Regions from separate parts of the Homo sapiens genome. Here region 2 is linked to region 1. Evidence: chromatin loops called from intact Hi-C (ENCODE). Cell type or tissue: gastrocnemius medialis. All regions are shown on one strand.

What was found. A loop is a pair of places that touch in the nucleus more often than their neighbours do. Peaks named below come from ENCODE experiments on the same cell type or tissue, not always from the same donor. Only the 100,000 strongest peaks of a DNase experiment are listed, where the experiment ranks them.
Region 2: a loop joins it to region 1, with 3 times the contacts of the local background. A loop is called at or near these places in 1 of 110 quality-filtered maps.

What each region holds. Positions count from the first base shown.
Region 1 is chr3:155,064,355-155,066,854 of GRCh38, forward strand. It overlaps a transcript of MME not described here. Among named protein-coding and RNA genes, the nearest start is that of MME, 15 kb to the right of the region's middle. In gastrocnemius medialis, no CTCF peak of the experiment used is centred here; a DNase peak (open chromatin) is centred at 1,387; H3K27ac peaks cover 2,332 bases.
Region 2 is chr3:155,191,718-155,194,217 of GRCh38, forward strand. No RefSeq gene overlaps it. Among named protein-coding and RNA genes, the nearest start is that of LINC01487, 48 kb to the right of the region's middle. In gastrocnemius medialis, no CTCF peak of the experiment used is centred here; DNase peaks (open chromatin) are centred at 1,404 and 2,384; H3K27ac peaks cover 2,500 bases.

The DNA of each region.
Region 1 (2,500 bases):
TGATTTGCAAAATATTCAATAATGAAGGCACAAGAGAAGACGGCCATGCAGCCGCAAAGTCAGAGATTGGGAGATTCATTAAGTGAGGCTAAGGAAAAAAGGTTTGTTTCATTTCTCTTGTTGATTCTGAGGCATATACGAAATGTGTGAAATAATGAGGACTATCACACACTGTTTGTGTGTATGTTATTTATTAAACTGCACATATCACATTGTATTTAGGTAACTCAATTATGTTGATGAGACTCTTCTGAATACTCTTTCACTCCTGCATGCCTTTGAACATACTGTTACCTTCACTTGGAAAATCTTTCCCCTCAATCTACTTAATGAGCTCCTAGATATGTTCTTAATTTTCCAGGGATACTGCAACAAAGTGCAACTGGTGCTTAGAACAAGAAAAATATATTGCCTCACCAGTCCGGAGATTAGAAGTCTGAAATCAATGTGCTGGCAGAGCTGTGCTCTAAGATTTTCTAGGGGAGAATCCTTCCTTGACTCTTCTAGCTTCTGGTGTTTGTCAACAACCTTTGGTGTCCTTTGGCTTGTAGGTGCATCACTCAATCTTTGCTTCTGTTATCACATGGCCATATTATCCCCGACTAAATTAGTGTCTCTGTTTCTGTGTGTCTTCTCTTCATCTTAGAAGGACACCAGTCATACTGCATAAGGGTCATCCTACTCCAGTATGACCTTTTCTTAGCTAATTCCATCTGTGACAATCCTGTTTCCAAATTAGAGTACATTCTGTGGTTGCAGGAAGGACATGAATTTTGCAAGGACTCTATTCAACCCAGTAAAGTATCCTTTGGCACTTTCCTCAAAGACAGTCTCATTTCTGAAGTGTGTGTGTGAGTGTGTGTTTCTTTTAACTAACCACTTTGGACATTCTTTCATCAAGGCACATATAGCTGTAGCTACTGTTTCTCTCTCTTCCTCTCTCCCTTACTAGACTAAGACTTAAGAAAAGGGAATATTCTATTTATCTCTATGTCTTAAGGACCTACCAGAATGGCTAGCATATGTGTGTACTTAGAAAATATTTATGAAATAAAATGAATAAATTACCCTTCCCTGAAGTCCTAAAGACTACAGATATAAAGACAAATGGAGACACCTCCCCCAGCACGAGCTACAGAAAAGTGGAACAGGATATAGTCACATTCAGCCTTCAACAAAGAGCAGCTTATAGTTATCTTTAACTTTTCTTGAAATCTATATAAATAAGGTGAAATTTTGTCTCTTTATCTGCTAGTACATAACAACAAAAAAAGTTGCATGATAAATTCTTAGCAAGCACAAAGGTTAAGTTTTGGATTGCCTAACTTAAAACATGAGTGAGATGACTTATGCTCATGTGGAGCCCTGGGAGGTGCCTTAAATAGACAGGCAGTCAGTCACCCTCCAGAGCAGGCTGAGCTGAGGTAAAGTGAGAGGGTGGTGACTAATTAGAAGCATTTCATACATAATATGACACTGTGGTCATAAAAGACAGTGCTTTCAAATATGGACTCAAGTTGTAGATATATACACTGATGTTCCAAATTGTTGTAGTTGCTGTGCAGTGGAGCTACTTCTCACATAGGCAGTTCCATGAACTGCCTTTCAGGGTGAATAGGACAGGGATTTAATTATTTAAGTAATTCAGGAGTGTTTCACTATTCACTTAGCAGAGCGAAGGGCTATTAGACCAGGAAGACAATTCTAGATGTCGTCTAGTCCAATTTTCATTTTATATAGAAATGAAGCTAAGGTTTACAGTTTAAATAAATATTCTACAGTCCACAAATTAATTTTTAAAGAGCATTTAATGACAGAAAATTAGCATTTTATAGTACTAGTTTAAGTATGTAACATTATGACAATGTAATTTAAAAAATGTGTATGAGCTTAGAAAAAGATTGAAAGACTATACAGTAAAAGGAAATAATCACAGATGTGAATATGCATGATTATTGCCCTCTTTGTATTTTTTTGAAGTTTCCTGTTTTCTATAAATAAGTAATATGAGTTGCTCTAGTTGATTCCAGGGCTGGTTTCCTTAAACTTCTTTGCTCACTCTCTCCTTGCCTGCTCATTGCCATCTCCTCAACCCAATAGTGGAGGCACCTCCTTGTAAACCCTAGTTTTCCATGGAGTGAGTATCGTCGTTTGAAAGTAATTGAGCTAAATATTAAATAATTTTTCCCCAAATTGAGTCATTTGTGTATTATGGTAATAACTTTTGATGAATCTGAATATCAATTGAATATTACTTATGTAATGTGTTTTCTATCAATAAACTCACTTCCTTTAACTAAAATACATGGTGTAATGACATTTTATATTGCTGTCACTGGATGACTGATTGAAAATCTATGTCACTTACTGAAAAAGTAAGTACAATGAAAAAATTCTAGCTTGGTACTCTCATCTGCTGAAAGCCTGAGACTAAGGACTGCTCTCTGTTGAGAAAAGTGATCAGCTATTACTACAGAGATGTTACACAAATATAATTTCC
Region 2 (2,500 bases), 130 kb after region 1:
AGAAATTACATTTACCTATGAATATTTGCAAAGTCTTTAGTAAAATGTGTCATTGAGGTAGGTTTTAAAGATGGAGAGATTTTTTTTTTCCCCAAGAGTGAATGGTAGGATGGGAATTCCAAGAGAAGAATACAACCTGAATCAACATTCGTAATTGGGACAGTTCTTCGAGTCAGTTGGGTTATCTCAAACTAACCAGACAAAAGAGTTATTTTTCAAGGTAGTTCAGAGCCAAACTGGGGGCATCTAGAATTCAAACTAAGAAGTTTTAATTTTGGAAGTGCATTTGAAATTTTAAAGCCATATTTTCTGCCAAAAAGAGGATTGTGCTAACATGAAAATAGAGACCTGGTAGACAACACAAAAGCAGACTTCATGTCTGTTTTTTACCATTGAAACTTCAGGGCTTGTTACAGCACCAGGCATATTTTAGCACTCTTTCTTTTTTTCTGTTTGGGAACTAAAAGGTGAGTTTATGCTATTGTCCTTAATTATTCTACCACAAAACACACCTGTTGAAATATCTTCAGCATATCCAACTAAGCCAACCCCCGAACCATCTCTTGAGTCATTTTATAAAACGATGTTTGTATCCTTTCCTCTGGTAAAACATCTTGCCAGATTAAAATGCTAAGAAACAAAATTAATGATAAGAAGAACATAATTAGAAAAATTGTTGACAAAAGGCTAGAACACGAGAAACTTGCTTAATTGTATGATTCTCATTCTGTCACGGAGCTGTGAATCAGCAGCAGCAAATGGTACTCAAAGTGAGATCAAGGCAGAAAAGAAACTGTAGTTGAATGAAATGAGATACTTTAGTGAAGAGGCCCATTTTATTTCAGCCTCAAGATTGCCTGTTCCTGAATAGAAAGGGTGCTACACTGGCACCCTTCCCTCTTCTGGGAATCCTGGCAAATCAATGACAGGACAAGTATGGTGGGGCAGTAAGGTAACTGGCTTGAATCTCTACCTGATGAGGGCTCAAGCACTAGAGGGAACAGATCAAGAGCACTAACTGTGAGGTCCGTATATATAAAACAATAAACAGAGATGGTAGAGAAAGTGTCACAGTAAATGTCAAACAGTCTGTCTTAACTCGCATCATCATGTAGAGACAAATTCCAGGCCCTCTTAAGCTTCTCTCAAATATTTCTGAGAGTCCTACATGGCCCACACGTAAGTCCCATATACAACCAGGTTTAGGACCCTTGACTGCTAAAGAATTCCCTGCTCCCCAGCTCCAGTCTTCTACAAAGATTTCCTCTGTTAATGCCAATTCCTAATGCAGCAGCTATGCTCCAGTGTCCACAAAGGGGGCTACTGCTGCCAATCCACACCAAAGGGACAGCCACAGCTACCTACCCCTAGTAACATATCTCTGAGCATGCTGATGCCAGACATTGATGGCATTGTCATCTGACCCAAGGGCACTATCTCTTGTTACTGCCAAAGATTGCAGCATAGAATCTTTCCATTGCATCAACTACTAGATGATTGAAAGCTCATGTTCCCACATCTGACAGATTTTTATGGGGGGAGGGGAACATATCTCTGTCTATCATGTTTATTTGCCTGTTTGCTGACTTCTTCACGTGGGACTCAAATTTGAACTTATGGTGGCATTCCAAGTGACAGATAATGCAGTGAGCTTAGAATCTTTTCCTTCCCAAACCAAACTTTTGAATTTCAACTCACTTCCCTTAGGTTAAATTATCTCCTATGAGGCTCCTCACTTCATTCTAAAATTCCTATTGAGATGCCTCAGCCCCTAGACAGGGCTGATACTCAGCTGGTATGTGCCTAGGTAAGTGTGCCATCCATCCACAGCTGGCACCCATTCTGATTGACTGGTGTTAAATATTCTGGCTAGTCCCTTATCTCCAGGCCTACCTCAGCCCTAGGGTAAACACAGTGGAGGCTCACAGAACGGTACTTTTAAAAATATCAAAGGAAAATGTTTTCCATGCCTTAGTTTCTTAATAGTGGGAAAAATATAAGATTGCTACATCATATTAAAGGTATTGACTGTTATTTGAGGAGATGTCAGTGCTTCTCACTTACAGATGAATACACTGCAGCGTAGTACAGAATATGACAAAACAGATTCCTTCTGATACTGAAGCATAACCTAAAGGTCCCAAAGTGGTTTGTCAGGTAAAAAACTACTAATTGTGTCTCAGCATCCATTCTCTTCTTTTTTTCTTCATCACAGAATTCCCCAGTTTTATCTGAGCACATAGCCAACCTGGCTAGAGACTACATTTTCCAGCCAGGAGTGGACATGTGATTAGAATATGAGATGAAGCTATATATACTACCTGGGTCACATCATTTAGAAATGAAGTTGCCGGAACTGCAAGGTGCAGTCTGGACTTGACAAATGTGGGGCTGATGAGGCAGCCTCAAGCTGGGATGGTAAAGTAACAGGATAGAAAAAACCTGGGTCACTGGTCACTCTCACTGTTGACGTATTCTGGACTGTTGAGAGAGAAACAAA